Linked DNA regions of Mus musculus: region 1 is linked to region 2. A link is a loop called in an ENCODE intact Hi-C map of the cell type or tissue named here. Cell type or tissue: gastrocnemius. All regions are shown on one strand. Links, peaks and the distances in the headings refer to the core of each region. The heading gives the core; the rest is flanking DNA.

The links. Peaks named below come from ENCODE experiments on the same cell type or tissue, not always from the same donor. Only the 100,000 strongest peaks of a DNase experiment are listed, where the experiment ranks them.
Region 1: a loop joins it to region 2, with 7 times the contacts of the local background. A loop is called at or near these places in 3 of 42 quality-filtered maps.

Annotation. Positions count from the first base shown.
Region 1 is chr7:63,900,857-63,910,861 of GRCm38, reverse strand. The region is part of intron 1 of Klf13 (Kruppel-like factor 13); the gene reads left to right. Among named protein-coding and RNA genes, the nearest start is that of Gm27252, 9.5 kb to the right of the region's middle. In gastrocnemius, for the core only: no CTCF peak of the experiment used is centred there; no DNase peak of the experiment used is centred there; H3K4me3 peaks cover 2,801 bases; H3K27ac peaks cover 5,000 bases.
Region 2 is chr7:63,825,144-63,835,148 of GRCm38, reverse strand. The region is part of intron 2 of Gm39023 (a long non-coding RNA gene); the gene reads left to right. It also overlaps the pseudogene Gm44720. Among named protein-coding and RNA genes, the nearest start is that of Gm39023, 22 kb to the left of the region's middle. In gastrocnemius, for the core only: no CTCF peak of the experiment used is centred there; no DNase peak of the experiment used is centred there.

The sequences.
Region 1 (10,005 bases), core at 3,154-8,153, 76 kb before region 2:
AGGAACTGCTGAGATGTTGTGTCCACCCCATTTTGTTTTGCAGTAGGATTTAAAAAAACTATTATTTGAAAAAAAAAAATTGGTGAGTGTGCACATCCGGCAATCTATAAAGCTTAAGTAGCAGGTTATTGCACACATTTTATTATAATAAATGGCTCCTTTGTTGTCCCCCCCAACTGTGCCTCTCCCAAGGCAGTGCTGCCAGTTCGGTTCCATGGCTGTTTCCTTTGGCATTTGGCCTCTAAGAAGGAGTCTGGCTTTATCTCTCAACTTACGTGATGGCAGATGAGGATGCCGCCCCCCCTACCTCCCACTCATGGCACCTTTGCTCCTCTCCCATGGTAATAGGATCCATTTGTAGGTGACTGCATGTGAGTTGCAGGGGACCTGTACAACACGTGTGTGTGCCTCATTCCTACCCCCCATCGACTCAAATCTAGTTGTCTTTGGCACAGGTTTCTCTGTTACTGGTTTTCCAGATGTCTTCCTGGGCCTGGGCTCCTGCTGGTGTGTCCCTCGGAGGGTGGAAGCTCATGTGTGCTTCATCTTCAGCAGTGGGGCATGCCTCCACTGCTGCTGAGGAGGGTGTGGAGTGGGCTTAGAGGATGGGAAATGGCTCCATCTTGGTCTTGGTAGTTCAGATTTGCCTGTGAGAGTTTTCTTGGGACTATGAAACCCACATTGCTAAGGCTAGAGCCCTTCTGTTGCTGGCCATTTGTGTCTCCCCTGCTTGGCTCCTCTCTGGACTGTCTCTCTGTCTCTGTCCTGCCTCCCCTCCCCTCCCCTCCCCTCCCCCCCCTCCCTAAGACTTGTTTATTTTTGTTTTGTATCTGTGGATGTTTGCCTGCATGTATGTATGTGTGTGTACGTGCCACATGTATGCCTGATCACCTGTGGGGACCAGAAGAGGGTGTTTGATCTCCTGGAACTGAGCCATGTGAGTGCTGGGAACCTAATCCAGGTTCTCTGAAAATACTTGAAATACTGAGCCATCTTTCCAGCCCAAATACTTTTTTTTGTTAAAGATTTATCTTTATTATTTTTAATTTAGTTTTTTGAGAATTTCTTATTTTTAAGATTTATTTATTTTTTATGTATATGAGTCACTGTAGCTGTACAGATGGTTGTGAACCTTCATGTGGTTGTTGGGAATTGAATTTTAGGACCTCTGCTCGCTCTGTTTAGCCCCGCTTGCTCATTCCCTGTTCGCTCCTGCCCAAAGATTTATTTATTATACATAAGTACACCATAGCTGTATTCAGACACACCAGAAGAGGGCTTCAGATCTCATTATGTGGGTGGCTGGGAATTGAACTCAGGACCTTTGGAAGAGCAGTCAGTGCTCTTACCCACTGAGCCATCTCTCCAGTCCTTGAGAATTTCTACGTGCATACAGAATTTGCATTGTCCTCCCACTCCCTCTCATTTTCAATTATGTTCGTGTTTGTGTGGGTTTGTGTATGTGGGTGCAGATGTCTGCAGGCGGGTGTCTGATACCCTAGACCTGGAGTTACAGGTAGTTATGAGCTGCCAAGTGTGGGTGCTAGGAATCGACATCAGGTCCTGTATAAGAGCAGAGTGTGCTCTTAACCACTGAGCTATCACTCCAATTCTGGGAGGGGTAGATTTGTGAGCATGCCTGCTGTGCGCCGCTTCCCCCCCCCCCCCCCCCCCCCCCCCCCCCCCCCGTGGCTTGTGAAGGGTATCCTTACATACTTGCTTCATGAGCTATCTGGCCAGCCTGGGGTGGGGGTGGAGTTCCATTGCCAGGGACTGAAACTATTTGGATTGGCCTTCATTTCTTCTTTCCCCTCCTTATCCATTTGTCCCATATGCTGTTCTCTTTGAATTTCCTTCAGCATTTGTTCTAACGCTAACCGGGCTTTTCATTTCTGACCCACTTTCTTCCATTGCTTATTGCCTCAGGCTTCTGCGGCTCTTGTGCACTTCCTCTTCCGCTCCTGCCGTGCTCAGCCTCAGGATTGTAGTGGGAGCTTGGGAAGTGTGTTTCTCATTCCTGACTCTTTTCCCCTGCTCTCCACTGTCTTTTGACCTACAGGGCCAGGGGCTGAGTTTTCCGGTGTCTGGTGCTGCTCTGATGGTAGAGGTCTGTTAGGCCATTTTCTTCAGGCCTTTGCCTGAGGGAGGAGTCTGCTGCCCTGCGGGGTGGGGGTAGGGGTGGAGTCAGAACCAAATTGGGGAGGGGGCGGACTTTAGGGTGGCTACATCTAGCCTGTGAGCTGTTCCCCAGGCTCTGTTGAGAAAACTGCCACACCCTGAGCCAGAAGACTTGCTGTTCAAAGCCTTCCATTAGCTAGTCTCTGCTGTAGCAGGTATGGGAAGGGTGGGCAGGCAGCCATGAGGAGAGGGATCCTGTGTTTGCATTGCCTTTAATAATGTTCTCAATCCTATAGCTGCCAGAGGCTTCTGATCCCCTGGGTTGGGTACATTGTATAGGGTAAGGAGTGCCCCCTTTCACTGCCTCTGTTGTCTCAGCTCCAGCTTCTAAGTGTTACCCTTGCCCTTTATCTCTTGCTTTGTCTGTTAATTTGTGTCTGTGGAAATCAGAAATCAGCTTTACCCAGAGTTCCTGTTGGCCTTAGGTCTAACACGGGAGGTCTAGGGAGAGCTGAGAGCTAGAAAAGAGATGATGAACAAACTGTTTATTTATTGGGGGGGAGGAGGCATGCCCTTGGTAGTCAAAGGACAGTTGGGATGAATTGGTTCTCTTCTACCAGGCCCAGGTCCCAGGACTCCTTCCTTCTGGTTCTAGGTCCCTACATGGACAATCCAGGCCTGGTGTAACAGCCACAGACGGTGACCAGAGGTCTGAGCTCATTCCCACTTTTCACTGCAGTAATTTTTCAGCATTCAGATTGGGCCATTGTCACAGCATGGGACACGATGACATCTGCTCCTATTGTATTAGAAGCATTGGAACATAACCAGGGCATGAAGAAAGGGAGAGTGAAGGAAGTATACCCTGCCTTTTTCGTTTTTTAAAGGAAATGCGCCTAGAAGCAGTTCACCAAGCCAGGTCTAGGGCAGTCTGCAAAGAACAGCCAGCCTCTCAAACTGAAGTCCGTCCCTCTGAAGAATGGTTGCTGGGCTAGTGGTAGCGTTTGCAACCCACTGCAGATGGTTCGTGTGCCTACCTTCCAGGTGGGAAGCGACTCATTAGGAAAGTGTCTGCTTGATAGAAGTGACCACCGTGGGTTGCTCTTAACGTAGTTGAGGAGCCGAAGAGATTAGTTTATCCATCTTCATCTTTTTCTGTCTATTGAACCTGATTTAGCCATTTGCACTAGGTCAGCAGTAATACGTTGTTACTCCAAGTAGAGCCATGTGACCGTTGTTATGATCACTGAAGGCAAAGGACATCATTGTCTGTCATCCATTAAGTGGACTATGGTGATCATGTTTCCCTGGGTCCCCCCTGCCATCTAAGATTTGACTTGTTTTTTCATGGTTTTGGTTTTTGTTTGTTTTTGTTTTGTTTTGAGACTCCTGGGCCTGGTAGAAGAGAAGCAATTCATCCCAACTCTCCGTATAGCCCTGGCTGGAACTTGCTATGGAGACCAGCCTGGCCTGCAGCTCACTGAGGTCCACCTGCCTCTACTTCCTGGGTGCTGGGATTAAAGGCGAGCACTGCCATCATGCCCAGTGTTGCCAGGGTTTTTTTTGTTTTTGTTTTTGTTTTTGTTTTTTTGGTTTTTTTGGTTTTTCGAGACAGGGTTTCTCTGTATAGCCCTGCCTATCCTGGAACTCACTTTAGACCAGGCTGGCCTCGAACTCAGAAATCTGCCTGCCTCTGCCTCCCAAGTGCTTAAAGGTGTGCGCCACCACGCCCGGCACCATTTTTTTTTTTTAATAAACACTTTTATTTATTCTTTGACAATTTCATACACACATACCATGTGTCTATTGATTCTTGGTCCCCAACTCTCCTCTCACATTTTCCCTTACCCCTTCAGCTTGTCTTTCTTTAATCCTTATTATTCTTTAAAAAAAAAAAAAAACAAAAAAAACAAAAAAAAAAAAACAAGGCAATGAGTCCAGTTAATGCTGCCCTTCTGCAGATGGGTATGGGGCCATTCACCCACCAGAGCACATACAACTTACCAGTGGCCACAACCCTAAAAAATGGTGGTCCCACCACCACAGCAGCCAAAACCCATCAATTGCCACATAGCTTGTCAGCTGGTGGTAGGAGCTCGTGAGCCCTTCCCTGGCCCATGCTAGAATGCGCACAGGCTTGATCTTGTGCAGGTAACGTCAGAGGATGTGAGCTCATTAGTGCAGCAGCCATGCCAAGTCAAAAAGAGGTAGACCTTCAACAATTTTGAGGGGTATTGGCTATGATGTTCAATTTCACTGTCAACCAAACTGGATTTAGAATCACCCAGGAGACACTTCTCTGGGAAGACCTACCTGATGTGTGTGGGTGATACCACCTGATGATCTGGGGTCCCAGACTATATAAAAAGCAGACACACACCAGCATTAATCGTTCTGCTACCCGAGAATGCAATGTAACCAGCTGCCCGGTGCTCCTGCCTCCTGCCACGATGAACTGTTGTTCTCCAAACCCTGAGCCCAGAATAAAGTCTTCCTTACATCTCTGGTCAGGTACTTAGACACAGCAACAAGAATAGCAATTCTACACAGGCTAAGTATTCTGTAGACTGTCCCTCAGCCTGTAGCTGTCTGATCTTTCTTTCTCTCATGGTTGGACTGGGTTTGTGGCTTTCGGAGGTAAACACAGCAGAAAGGAAGAGTCTTTCCATTTCATGCCTGTGGGGAATCCAGTTCATGTGAATTTAGTGCTATTTATGTTGTTACTCAAATATCCCAGCCCTGGACAGGGACTCTTTAGGCCTGTTCCTGTGTCCTTTTGACATGCCCCTTCGTTTTTGAATTTTTGTCTGTTTCCTGACTTTCTGGCATTATATGATGCTCGGGCTTACGGACTTTTCCTGTCCCAGCCCACAGATCAAATCCAAAGGACCCTGTTTCCTCTCACTGCAGAATGGTATCAGAATCCAGGATCTGGGTGTGCTCCTTGTGACTGGGGTGTGGCTGCCACTATGCCACTCTGCGTAGAGCTGTGTGTGTGTGTGTGTGTGTGTGTGTGTGTGTGTGTGTGTAACATTTACATTGTTTAACACATTAACGAAATACACCATATCTCTCTGTCCTTCCATATCTAGCTCTTCTTATTTGTGGCCAGCCTCTGGGACTAGACTCCCAGTGGACTGCCCCTTTCTGTGACCCCTCTACATCTACCCCCCAGCAGTGGCCTTACCTGTGTCCCCTTTCCTTAGTGCACCCGGGAGGCAGGTGTAGATTGTTAGACCACGCTTAGAGTTGATGTTTTGCTGACTACAGTGCAGGTCCTTTTGCCTGCTCTTAAAGAGTTTCCAGTCACAGCACTGTGTTCCCAGTAACTTAGGTCAGCTGCTGTCCCACCCTGCACAAAGGCATGTGACTCAGTCTGTCCCAGCCTGGGATTCCCCAGCTTCCTGGTTGGTGTTTATTTGTGTAGCCTGAAATGCCTTGTTTGTGAATACAGTTCCAAGTGCTGGGGTGGTGGTGGTTGTTGTTGTTGTTATGGTGTTGGGTTGAGATGGAGACTGCACTAAGGTTACCCCCAACCCCAGAACTGACAAATGCAGTCTTTATCTACTTACTGTCCTTATACCACTATAGAAGTCACCCTGTTCATCCCCTTATAGACGCTAACCAGTCTCACATCCCTCTGTCCTTGGTGGGATTTCTGTCTATAGGTCTGTGATTTACAGAATGAAATATAAATAGAGCCATGGGAAGTGCAGCCTTTTATGTCTGGTTGTTTCACCTTAGCAAAGTTCATTCATAACTTATCCATTTTGTTGTGAGTCAGGAGCTTCTTTTTAACCATTGAATAATATTCCATTGTGTGGATACACCAAAATCTGTCTCTCCATCTGTAGAAAGTCCATGCCTCCATTTGAGATAGTTACGAATAGCTGTTTTAAGGTTTGTGTACAGGTCTTAGTATGAAATCTATTTTTAGTTCACCTTGGTGAAGGCCTATGAGTGGGGTTAGGGTGTTGTGTATAAGGTTGTATAAATTCATAAGACTCTGTGGGAGACTTTGCACAGTGGCTGTTTCTCTCTCCTAGTGTGAGAGTGAATTGGTCCAGCAGCACTCAGTGCTGGCAACTTTCTGATTCTAACATTGCCATGAACGTGTGGAGTGCTGTCCTCTCCTGTTCTCATTTGTAGTCATAAGGTCAGAAGATGCTGAGCACCCGTGAGCTGTTGACCATCCTCTTCAACATCCTTCTCAGACTATTGTTGAAGCTGGGAGCTTATTGTTGAAACTTCAGAGCAGTTTATATATGCCGGATGACTGCAAGTTCTCTCTCTCTCTCTCTCTTTCACCCGTCCCCCCCCCCCCCCACACACACACACACACACTCTGTTTCTTTCTGATTTTTTGAGACATGATTTCTCTGTGTAATACCCAGACAGAGACTGTTGATGCTGGCTTCTGAAATGGGATATGGTCCCTTCAGTTCAGGATGACAAAGCAGGCCCCCATGTGGCTCTCTGCAGCTTGGGGACGAGGAGCCAGGAAGATAGACACACTGTTGTTGTTCCTTTGGAAAGCAGTTCTGCGACCTAAGGATTGAGTGGGAAGAGATGGAAATGTCTGCTCTTTGGGTTCAGCTCACTCTCCCTCATAGCTTGATAGCCTGGAGAAGAGCTTTGACAGAGCATTCTGCATCTGAAAGCTTTTACAGTGGCTATTTCTCCCGTCGCATATATCTCCAGTAGTAATAGGGCGGAGCTCCTGAGAGAGCCTGTCTGTGATGGCTGCATATTCCCCCCACAGAAAACAAGAGTGTTGATTATTGTCGTTTTATAGGGGTTCAGAGAAACGGAAAATTTCAAATGTGTTTTGTAACCCTTAGTAAAAGGAGGGGAAACACTGTTATGAAATGTCTGGCGTGTGCTCCATTTGACCTCTCTAAGCAAGTGTGCCAACATGTGCAAACAACGTGTGCAAATTAGTGCTACTTCCTTGTCAGGTTGGGGGGATGGTTTGGGGGTGGGAGATTTTGAGAAAGAGTGTGTGTGTGTGTGTGTGTGTGTGTGTGTGTGTTTGCTTGCATGCTGGTAGGTATGTACATGGCTTTGTGTATTGTTATACTCTTTATGACTGCCTGAACCAGTTCAGTTGAAAATACAAGGGTTTCAGAAAGGACAGTCAGACACTGTATCTACCCCAGAATATTCCATGCTTCTTTGCTGTGCTTATAGAGTCATATTCTTTGGTACTCCATAGAGTATGCAGTTTGCCTGCATCCAAACATGGCTTCAGGAGTTTAGCTGTGTTTAAACCTCCCTGTCTGTTGCTTGTGAAAACATCAGACAGTTCCATGTGCTCCCCCCACCCCCTCCCACACACACACCCTCATCCTAACCTTCCTCCAGATGAATGAAGCAACTGTAGATGCCACCGATCATGGAGCGCCACCCTGAACCAGAGCTTGCTGGAGAGGGACAGGGTTTGGGACAGGGTTCCAGCTCTGGGAGTTGTCCTGTCACCAAACCTCCCTTATCACCAGCAGCATGGGATAGATGTGGGATAAAATCCCTTGCAAAGCTACAGTGGAAAGGTCTTTGTAATCCTGCATGTATAGAGTATAGCACTTGCCTTGCTCTCTTTCCTGAGTGTCTCTTGGATTAGCTCCTTGTAGCTCCCTTGGGGTCCTGCTCCAGGCCCGGTAGCAAAGGGCATAGGAAATAGGGTGGAGGCGGCAAGACAGGGTTCAAGGAGGAAGGAAGGGCCTGTGTAGAAGCAGTGGCCAGGGCTGGGTCTGGAATTAGGACTGGCCTTGTCTCCTAAATGGCTTCCTGAGCAGAATTCCCAAACTTGTGAGCAGCTGCAGGCAGAACTGAAGGGACTATACCTGTGGCTATGGAAATTTTGCAGGAAAGCCTGTTCTCAGACTAGACCTTTGAACACAATGGTTTTCCCAGAAAATGCTTGGTATAAATTGCCAGTAACTGGAGACATCTGTTGGGTCAGTGGGCCTGTGATCCTGTAAGAAATTCTCTGGCTGGCCTTGAAGGTGTGAAGCAGGGATCCCTACCGCTCTGCAGCTGTTCTAGAAATGACACCCCCCCCCCTTTTCTTTCTTTAAAATAAAAAGTCAGATAATCTGGCCCCATGGTTTAAAAAAAAAAAAAAAAAAAAAGACATTTCCAATGTGTTTGCTTTATGAAATCAACTCTGGATAAATTGTTTCATTATATCCTGCTGGCAATTTCATGGGACCTCCCTCTCCCCAGTTAATTAGAACCCTCTGAGTCAGCTGGGTGGTGGTGGCACACGCCTTTAAGCCCAGCACTTGGGAGGCAGAGGCAGGCGGATTTCTGAGTTTGAGGCCAGTCTGGTCTACAAAGTGAGTTCCAGGACAGCCAGGGCTATACAGAGAAACCCTGTCTCGAAAAACCAAAAACCACCCCCCCCCAAAAAAAAACAAAAACACAAAACCCTCTGTATCAGTTGGGGCAGGTCAGGTAATCACTGTTCAAGACTTTGAGGTAGTCCCTTTCAGCCTCCCCCAGGTGCTAGGTGTTGTGTGATGCAGCAAGAACATTGGTGACTGGCACCTGGGATTGTTCTGCAGGGGTGCTGCCTTTAGCTTGCAGGCTGACTTTGAAATCAAGTATTAGCCAACTGCTACAACCCAGTTCTGAAGTAGCTTCTCTTACAGAGCCTGAAGGGACAGGGCGCTGAGGGTTGGATCTGCCTTGGCTCAGCCCCCATCCGTGGGTCAGATGGGGGCACTGGTTTCCTCTGGATCTCTCTTTTCCCCTGTAACACCAGTGTGCAGGCATCAAGCTCTAGCAGCATCATCGACAGCACGGCTGTGGCAAGGAAGGATATGAAAATTCATTCCTAGTCAAAATCCCAGCTTTGAGGCCCAGCACTCTGATGGGCCTTGACTCCCCATCTGCGATGGGCTCCCACACTTCAGGTCTCTGGGTTGGACAAGTCAGGCAAACTGGCAAAATGTGAAGATGAAGCTGCCCCTCTCTGGTGGGCTCCTGCCGCTAGCGTGGGATAACCGAGAACGTAAGCAACTAGGAGGCACCCAGGGTGGGGGCGGGGTGGACAAGAGGAGCAGAGAGGAGGAGGGCACAGCGATTACCACAGGTGCAGAGTCTCTCTCGGCTGCTTACAGGGTCCTGGGGATGTGGGGCAGAGCTGCCAACAGTGCAGCTGGCACATCCCATCACTATGCCCCACCCAGCCCCGAGCGAGGCCTTGGTGCCACTGGAGCTTCTTTTGCACAGGAGAAACGTCCTCCATCCTCATCCCCGGGTAGGCACAGGGCCTGTGTGTACAGAGCAGCAGGTGATGCTCTGGGGATCTCCTCCACAGATCCCCGGGAGCAGCTGCTGGCTCGGTGCTGTGCCAGACATCACAGCCTAGCCCACTGTGCCAGAGGAAGTACTCAGGCTTCTTCTCTTTGTGCCTGTTGCCCTCCCATTTTGCCTTTTTCTTTTTGGTCCCGGAGTAAACTGTTTCACAGAAGTCTGCTGCATACCTGGTGCCCGACACTCTCTATCGGATACAGAGAGCTGATACCAGCTCTCCTTCCTCGATGGATCTTGGGGTGTGTGTAACGGCGGCAGGTAGGACTTGGCCTCCAGGCTGCCAGCACCTGCCCATACACACAGGCAGGTTCAGGGGAGAGTCTTGAGGGGTACAGGCAGTTCCTCCTGATGCTGCTCATATTCTCCTGTTGGGTGCTGGTCACCTGTCACCTTTTAAATCCGACCTGACCTAGATTGCCTCAAGCCCTTTATACAGGAATGCCCTTGAACAGAACTACTTCCTGGGAGATCCAGGGTCTCTAAAGCCTGGAGCCTTGCAACTTGGAGCATCTCCTGTTGTTAGGAATTGTACTTTGTTGTGCTTTGGGGTTTCTCATACAGCGCTAC
Region 2 (10,005 bases), core at 3,127-8,126:
CTGACTCTGTTGCCTGCCTTTGGATTCCATTCCCTAGCTGCCTTTTCTGTCCTCAGTGGGAGAGGATGCCTTAGTACAGCTGCCATTTGATGTGCCTGGGTGGGTTGGTACCCATGGTGCCATGGTGGGGTGGGCTTCCTCTTCTCTGAGGAGAAGGAGAGGTGTAAAGTGGCGGGGGGTGGGGGGGGGAGGCTGTGATCATGATGTAAAGTGAATAAAATAAAAATAAAGAACGACAAAGACCAAAAAAGTTTATAACACTACCGGCTATCAGAGAAATGTAATTAAAAACTACATTGAGATTCCATCTTTCTCCAGTCAGAGTATCAGCTAACAACAGATGCTGGCAAGGATAAAGATTTAGCTAGTCTAGCCATTATGGGAATTAACATGAAAGTGCCTTAAAAACTGACAATAGATCTACCATATGATCCAGTCCAACAATCTACATGCTTACCCAGACACATCTGACAGAAGCTCTTCTTGGACATCAGTGTGTTGGAGCACTAGTTACAGTAGCTAACCCAGGGGACCAACCTACACTCCAACAATAGAGGAGTGGATAAAGAAAATGTGAGAGATAAATAGGACTATGAGGGGCTATGCTCAACACACAGGATACATGTGTATAAAATGTATGTATGGGATACTGCACCATATACAAAGAATATATATAATAGCCACAAAATGTTTAAGGTGTAAACCAGACCAAGTGTTTTGTCCAACCACATAACTAAAGATCAGGAGTAAAAGCAAGCCTGGGAAATAGCAAAGAATGTGGAGATGAAACAACACATTCCTAAACAACCAACCAATCACTACATCACAAAGGAATTGACAAATGTAAATGAAAATAAAACAAAGACGTCAAAATGTTTGGAGTTCAAATAGAAAGTACTAAAAATTTTAAAAAAGGTAACAAACACCTACAGAACTGCATTTAAGAAAGAATAAAGTTCTTAAGTAGACTAATTTTACATCTCAAAGAAAGTATTATACGTGGAGAATACGTGTTCACCTGCTCACCTATAAACCGCCCAACCTACCACACTGATCCCTTGGAGTCTGGCCTGGAATGCCTGGCCAGTGAGTGCACCTGTCAGCTTTTCTTGGAGAAACATTTTAGAATATGTAGCGATCAACAGAGACGCACAACTGGTAAATGTGCAGGAATAAGAGCTCTCGGCCTAAGTGGAATGTCTGAATCATCTCCCTTCCTTCGAGAAAAATCTAAGACTTTTTCTCCCACTTTTCTCAGCTTCATCTCGACATAGTCAGACCTCCAAATAAGAGGCTGTTTTCCATTTGGTCAGGCATCCAATAAAGCCAAATGTTGGTCAGGGTGACTCATGGGACCTAACTAGGAGGCTCCCTGGTTAAGTTTCTTCTGGGCCTCACAGGAGTTGTTCTCGATTTTGAGATTCTCTCAAAAGTTCCAGGAACTTTCCACAGGCCCCCACAGGCTCCAAAACTCAGAATTTCCCAATGACTGGGAAATCTCTTGACTCCTGGAAGGTATGAGTCTGGGGATGCCTGTCCTATTTTCTAGGCACATTTGGTCAATCTGAAACGTGAGGGATTCCTTGGAAGCTGGATCTGACCCTCATTTTTAAAACCTTGATCCCTCACCTGCCTGGGAACTATCTCAGCCAAAAGTCTCTTTACAGGATAACTTAAAGGAGATCCAACAAAGAGAATGGAAACTTTGTGAGTCACTTTCATCTTTCAATGCAAATCTAGCCTTGATATACCCTGGACAATGATAACCGTTGGCCAGAGTTCAGAATTTTAATTCTAATATCTTAACTGGTTTAAGTAGCTTCATAAAACAGAATGGAAAGTGGCCCAAAGTCCTTTGTGTACAAAGCTCTTTGGCTGACCCTTTCTTTTTTTTAAAAAAAGAGATTTATTTATTTTATGTATGTAAGATCACTGTGACCAGAACAGGGCATCGGATCCCATTACAGATGGTTGCAAGCCACCATGTGGTTGCTGGGAATTGAACTCAGAGCCTCTGGTAGAGCAGTCTGTGTTCTTAATCACTGTACTGGCTAGTTTTGTGTCAACTTGACACAGCTGGAGTTACCACAGAGAAAGGAGCTTCAGTTGAGGAAATGCCTCCATGAGATCCAACTGTAAGGCATTTTCTCAACTAGTGATCAAGGGGGAAAGGCCCCTTGTGGGTGGGACCATCTCTGGGCTGGTAGTCTTGGTTTTATAAGAGAGCAGGCTGAGCAAGCCAGGAGAGGCAAGCCAGTAAAGAACATCCCTCTATGGCCTCTGCATCAGCTCCTGCTCCCTGACCTGCTTGAGTTCCAGTCCTGACTTCCTTTGGTGATGAACAGCAAAGGGGAAGTGTAAGCCAAATAAACCCTTTCCTCCCCAACTTGCTTCTTGGTCATGATGTTTGTGCAGGAATAGAAACCCTGACTAAGACAAATTGGTACCAGCAGAGTGGGATATTCCTGTGACAACCTGACCATGTTTTGGGGAGGACTGTGGAAGGACTTTGGAACTTTGGGCTTGAAGATCCATCCGTTGTTAAGAGCTCTGTCGGATGTTGTGTAGGAGCTTGGAAGATAATATTGAGAACACTGCAGAAGATGGAGGTCTGGTTTGTGAAATTTCAGAGGGAAAATTAAAGACTCTTTTCAGGGCCATTGCTGTTTTGATTGTGAAGATTCTGTAGTTCTGGTTAGCTGGGGCTGAAGAATCAGCTGTGATTAACAAGATACCAGAACTACCAAAGCAAAAACTTTGCATTACTGGGACTATTGATGCTGGTTAGCTGGAGCTAAGAAATTAGCGGTGATTAAGAAGAGACCAGCATCATTGAGGTGACATCTTTTGGGAAGTGTTTTCTGAAAGCACAAAGAAGCTGTGTTCCAGAGATAGCCAAGGTTGTACTCCTGTTGCAGTGGGACTTGGTAATGTGTAAGGGTCACCCAGGTGGTACTGGTTTTGAAGGCATGAAGGGGTCACGCAGAGCAGCTGAGGCTTGGCACTGTGAGAGGCCATGGAAGGCATTGGTGAAGGTGCAGCCTCAGTTGCAATTGACGGCCCAGGACTGAAGGGGTCATGCAGTGTTTTGGAGATGCCAGTACCATGAGATGACCACCAAGAGCAGCAGCAGCAGTGGAGTCCAGGCATCTGGAGCCTAGAGGACGACATGTGTGCTACAAAGGGCATGGCTGGAGAAGTGACCCAAGCCCTTGGAGGAGCCCAGAAGATTGTGAGTTGGATCTCAGACATTGGATGGTTAGAGATTGACTTTTGCTTTTGATTGTGACTGTGCTCTGATATTTTCCCACTTGAAAGAAGAAACTATTTTAGTGGAGCCCACAGTTAAGAGATTTTTAATTGTAAAAAGACTTTGGATTTTAGAAGATATTGGACATTTTAAAGGGATTGACTTTTAATATGTAAAGACTGTGGGACTTTTAAAGTTGTTTAGATCTTGGGGATGAATAAGAAATTAAGGGTTGAGGCTTACTAGTGATGTGTTTGTGTGTCAAGTTGACAAGGGGTCAATTGTACTGGCTAGTTTTGTGTCAACTTGACACAGCTGGAGTTACCACAGAGAAAGGAGCTTCAGTTGAGGAAATGCCTCCATGAGATCCAACTGTAAGGCATTTTCTCAATTAGTGATCAAGGGGGAAAGGCCCCTTGTGGGTGGGACCATCTCTGGGCTGGTAGTCTTGGTTTTATAAGAGAGCAGGCTGAGCAAGCCAGGAGAGGCAAGCCAGTAAAGAACATCCCTCTATGGCCTCTGCATCAGCTCCTGCTCCCTGACCTGCTTGAGTTCCAGTCCTGACTTCCTTGGTGATGAACAGCAGTATGAAAGTGTAAGCCAAATAAACCCTTTCCTCCCCAACTTGCTTCTTGGTCATGATGTTTGTGCAGGAATAGAAACCCTGACTAAGACAACCACTAAGCCATCTCTCCAGCCTGGCTAACCCTTTCTATATAACATTTCTTCTGCCTAACACATTTTCCTAATCCACCAAAGTCTCATCTCCAACCACTCAAACTCCACCAACCTCCAATTTTGACCCTGCAGATAACTTTCTACCTTGGTCACTCTACAGACCCCCATCTGGCTCCTGTGCCTCTGCCCTCAACCTCTCTCATCCCTTCATCCCCCCCTCTTTTACTTCCCGTATACAGACTGCTGATCTCCCCTCTATCTACCACTATAGGAAATTGTCCTTCCCCATCCTATCCTCAGCCCTCCCAGCTTCCCTGTAGACCCTGGTCCTTTCACCATCCTCACCTATGACATATGTTCCCCTTGAAGGAGGTAGCAGCAGGAGATGCTCTTCCTACCCTTATCCATGTTCCAGTCCCCATAACTGAGATGGATCACAAAGAGGGAAAACTGGGGTTCTCAGGAGAAGATTTATCACACTCTTCCAGGTTTAGTCTCTTACATGTCAGGGTGTTTATTATATAATTCATGTCTACCTTAACAGCAGATGAGGAAAAAAAAAAACCAGCTAGTGTCTTACAGATAGTGTTATGACTTACTGGCAACACAGAACTTAACTGTACAGGTCTCTACAGCCTGTCTTGACTGGTCATCAACACGTTGTAGCTATGTAGAGTAGGATCCTGAGGCCTGATGTTGTCCACTGTAGAAATCTGCTATTATAGTCTTTCTGCAGAATTTCACCGTTCCTGGTGGCTGGTCTGGGGCTCCGATCCGATGATTACATCAAATCAGTAACCATAATCCTCTGGGACATAGATCAGAGCGGGGGTGGGGAAGCAAGGAATAATAGTTTGGATAATTAAGCTTAAAAGCTTATAAACTCTGGGAAATGGAATTTTGGCCTCAAATGGTTATCTAATTGCAAAATGACCTCCTTACAAAGGCTACCCTCTGCCAGGAGCTGAAGGCTGTAGACATCTCTGTCTCTGTTCATACCTTGGATCCATGGAAAGTCTTGGCACCTCCCCTAATAATAAAACTCTCTTTCAGATAGAAACAGGACAGCCAATTCTCAAGCAGCCCTTTTGTTCCTCATGCTCCCCTCTTTGAAATGCTGCCTTTCATAAATGGTAGCCACAAGATGCTCTCTAAAATACAACCTGATCTAGAAAGACTGTTGGGTCTACCTGACAGCAAGACAAATTACGTATTTGGGGCATAGGCTTAACTAAAAATCCCTTCAACCAATGACACCACGCTCCAGGCCTGCCTCTGGGCCCTGCCTATATAAGCCAACTGAGTACGACCTCCCAACTGCACACCAGGCTAATCTCCAACTCAAAGAGTGCTTCTGATGGCACCTATTTTGTATACCAGTGGCCTCTTGTCCGGCTGCCCCATCAATTACCCCCTGTGCCAAGTTGTGTACTTAGCTCTAGATCTTACAGTCATCCGTGGGAAGAAAATAAATCACCAGCCCACCCCTATCTGAACAAAGGGGATGAAATATTACTTCCACTGCTGTTAGGAGTAACCATGGCAAGAGCTGTGGTCGAGGAGGAAGGGCCACTGGACTCCAAGTCCGACACAGCCACTTTCCCCAACAAATCAAGGCCGATCTGACACTGGTACAGAACAGCACTGAAAATCGCCATAGTCAGTTGGACTCCCTGGCAGCCACTGTACTATAAAACAGACAGAGATTAGATTTCACTATGGCAGAAAACGGAGGAGTCTGTGCTATGAGAGGGGAGGGATGATGCGCCTACACAAATTTATCAGATGTCTGAGGGAGAATGCCAGACAGTTAAAGAAAAAAACCAAAAAAACAGAATTGTGAGCCAGAATACAGCCCCTCCTCCATCCAGATGAACAAGGTTATGGGGCACATGGATAATATCAATAACCTCCTTTTGGGGGCCTCTCATCATGATAGTTCTAGCTTTAAGTTTTGGTCCTTGTATTTTAAGATTCCTTTCTAATCTGTTTCAGGAAGACTACAATCCCTTACTCAGCTCTTCCTAACTGAAGACTATGAACTCCTCATAGTCCTGCAACCAGATGAGCCCAAAAAGCCAATACACAGGCTTAAGGAACTGAGATTCATCTAAAGTCAAAAGACCTTGAACACCCCATTCTTCCCCTTTCTCTTATAGTTATCCCTTCAGAACGAAGCACTTAGGAAAGAATTGATTCTCCCACTGACAACATTCCTTAGTTGCCCCTAGTTCTTTGTGTAGGGTCAAGGCCTTGTAGGCTTTTCCCTGTTCCCTTTATCCATTTCTCTTGATCTTGTTCAGGTCATGTTTAGGCAGCCATGCTTGTGAAACCTTATTGGAGTAACTTCTGAGTTCCTAAGAGAAATAGCCTCAACCTAAATCCTTGTTGTCTGGCTCCCACGATTTTTCTGCCCTTCCCTCTGCAATGTTTCCTGAACATTAAGGGCTGGGCTTTTTTTCTAGACGTATTCATTGGTAGTGGGCTACACAACTCTGCATGTAATGGTCTCTATCTGTTGCAAAGAGAAGTTTCCTTGAGGGGTAAGAACTACAGTTATTTGTTGATATAAAGACAAATATTTAGAGTCTAGTTAGGGATTATGGTGGCACAGTGATGGCTGTTGTTCGTTCTCCAAGATCCACGATGTCACTAGCCCTGTGTAGTTGCTAGGTTTCCAGTACCAGGAATGGTTTCCCTCTTGTTGAGTGGGTCTTAAGTCCAACTAGAGAGCTGTTGGTTACTGCCAAGGTCCGTGTGCCACTACTGTGCTTCTGGGCCCTGTGTCTAAAATGCATTATATCTTTAACAATAGAGATTTATCTTCCTCCTCTTGGGGCCAACCAAAGGTAATGGCAGTAGCCTGTATTTTTTGGGAATCTCTTGGACAACCCTGGACAACAACTCAAAAAAGGGGGCATCTCATACCTGTTGTCAGGGGTTTCTCTAGGTGGGCTTTGGCTCTTAGAGGAAGCATTGTGAACTCAGATGAGAAAAATCCATTTAAACTACATATGTTTGTTTATATACTGACTGTGTCTATTATAGATTGTATGTAAGTAGTTCTTACTCTTTATGACTTTTTTTTTTTTTTTTTTTGGTTTTTCGAGACAGGGTTTCTCTGTATAGCCCTGACTGTCCTGGAGCTAACTTTGTAGACCAGGCTGGCCCCGAACTCAGAAATCCGCCTGCCTCTGGCCTCTGCTTCCAGAGTGCTGGGATTAAAGGCGTGCGCCACCACGCCCGGCTTCTTTATGACTTTTAAGAGATATTATTATTATAGTATTATTTTACCCTCCCTCCTTCTTCTGTATTTCTCTAACTCCATCTCCTTAGAGCTCCTTCTTCCCTATTCCCTCACTAGATTATTTGTATCCTGTTTTTTTTTTTTTTCCTGGGTTTGGTTTTTGAGACAGGGTTTCTCTGTTTAGCCCTGGCTGTCCTGGAACTCACTCTGTAGACCAGGCTGGCCTCGAACTCAGAAATCTGCCTGCCTCTGCCTCCCAAGTGCTGGGACTAAAGGCGTGCGCTACCACCACCCGGCGTATCCTGCTATTTTTGTCTTTATTGCTCCCCTATCTCCTACACTAGCAATAGCCTGTTTTTACTTTTTCTGTAATTACTCCAGGATTTTATTTATTTATTTAATTATTTTATTTGGAGTTATGAGAGCCTTCAGTGAGAGAGAACAAGTGATGTTTGTCTTTCTGTGTCTGAGTTACATAGCTAATACAAATTTCTCTATTTTCATCCATTTGCCTTCAAAGTTCATGATCTCATTTTTTTCTTTACAGTTGAATGGTATTCCATAGCATACATGCACCACATTCCACATTCTCATTATCCATTTGTAGGTTGAAGGACATCTGTTTACTCCATTTCCTAGTTATGGTGAATGGAACAGCAATGAACGTGGATAAGCTCTTTATTAAACTGAACGATGATATCTTTACACATTTTTCACAAATCTCAAAGGCACACATGGCCTACACATGTGGCCAAAATCTCTCATTGTCTTTTGTAAGCACTTAATATATTTTTAAGGCTTTGATAGTGATTTGTATTTACCATGCTTTATACACCATTCAAGAACTTCTTTGTAGCTTTGACAGACTCCATCATGAAGTTTTGCATTGATTTTCTTGCTCTGAACCCTCTTATTGAACTTGTCAGTTTTGAATGTGAACATATCCTGGTGCTCCTGAGACGTGGACTAAATCACGTTGCCTTTCTGGGAACTCATCGTCTGATCATAGGCTCTTTAGTCAGTGCAGCCTTTATGCTACCAAATATCTATGTTTCGGTTCATACGTTTTTGTTACTCTATACTGTAGAGCTGTAAAGCGCTTCAGAGAGTTCAGAAGTGATTGTGAATACTCACGCCTAGGTGAAGCATCTATATGCCTTGCCTCTACCGAGACTCAAGGAACACCACAAGAGGAGAGGTGGGAAGGACGCGTCACAGGCTGGGGAGGAGCACTGCGAAATGCTGTACTCCGGACGGGGCATTGGCTGTTGTACACATGAACTCACAGCAGCTGTGGTTACCTGAGGCGGACCAAGCTACTTGAAAATTTCAGCATGGTTGTGAACAGGGCTCCTGAGGCTCCATCTCTAGCCCAAGAACTATTGATAACTGAAGACCGTGGCAGGTGACAGAGTCCGTTTTCCTTGAGGGGTGACAAATGGAAGGTTGCCTATGCCTGGGTGGATAATCCCACAGCCATGCACATATGATGTGGATATCATTGATTAGACTCAGTGCCTTATAGATCAAAAGACAGAAATTGATGATAGACGGAAGATACATTAGAGAAGGGATCAGGGGTAGTTGGAAGGAGAGAATTAGGAGTGGATATGATTAAGATGTATTTAATGCATCGGTAAATATGTCAAAGAACAAAAACTTTCAAAAAATATATACCAAGGTAAATAGCATAAAGAAAAAAATATTCGACCAGAAATAAATGGAATACAGAAGGAAAAACAACAGAAACATAAAGCTGAGCTCGTACTTTTGAAAAGTCAACAAAATTGGCAAACCTGTAGTTAGGATAAGAAAAGGGAGATAATCCTAAATAAAATCAATAATAATCAAATATAAATAATCAAAACACAGATAATAAAAATAAATAAAAGAATAATAATAATTCTAAACCACAGCTGCCTCCCCAGCGTCTCCCTCCAGATCTTACATTCGGATCATTCACCCCTTTCAGCTTTTCCCTATGCTGTAAGCTAGGAATCATATGTCAATCAGGATGTGGCTATTCAGCTCTCCCAGCTCACATCATCAAAGATGCTGTCTTTTCCCACTGTACAGCCTTGCACTGCTACAGACATTAATGGCCATAAAGATAAAGATTTATTTGAGTATATCATCTGCCTGTTATTCCAGACTCTGAAGGCAGGGATAGAGGATCCCCACAGCTAGCTGGCTAGCAAGAATAGCTCTATTGGTGAGCTCTGGGTTTGACTAAGAGGTACTGACTCAATGAGTAATGTAAAGAGTTGGAAATAACTTCTGTCATCAACCCCTGGTCTCCATATGCATGTGCATACGTGTGCCACATATACATTATGCATGCATGTGCCCTCACACAACACACAACACACACACACACACACACACACACACACACACACACACACACACACAAGATGAAAGGAAAAAAAAGGACCTGAAACCATAAGGCCCTAGAAGAAAATGGATTAAAGTTCCATGACATTGGGTTATTGGGTTTGGTGATAATTTCTTAGGTATGATATTTATGCACACCGAAAAAAAACAATGAACAGTGAAAAGGCAGTGTATGAATTGGAAAACAGTATTTACAAACCGCACATCTGAGGAGTCAATATCTGTAGTCTCCCCTCCCCCAGCCTGAAACCTGCTTGCTCAGGGGTGGAGCTTCCTGCTCATTCGTTCTGCCACGCCCACTGCTGGAACCTGCCGCTTTGCTGTTCGGAGCCACACACGTGCTCACCTTTCTACTGGACCTGAGATTATTCGGCGGGAATCGGGTCCCCTCCCCCTTCCTTCATAACTGAGTGTCGCAACAGTAAAATTTGAGCTT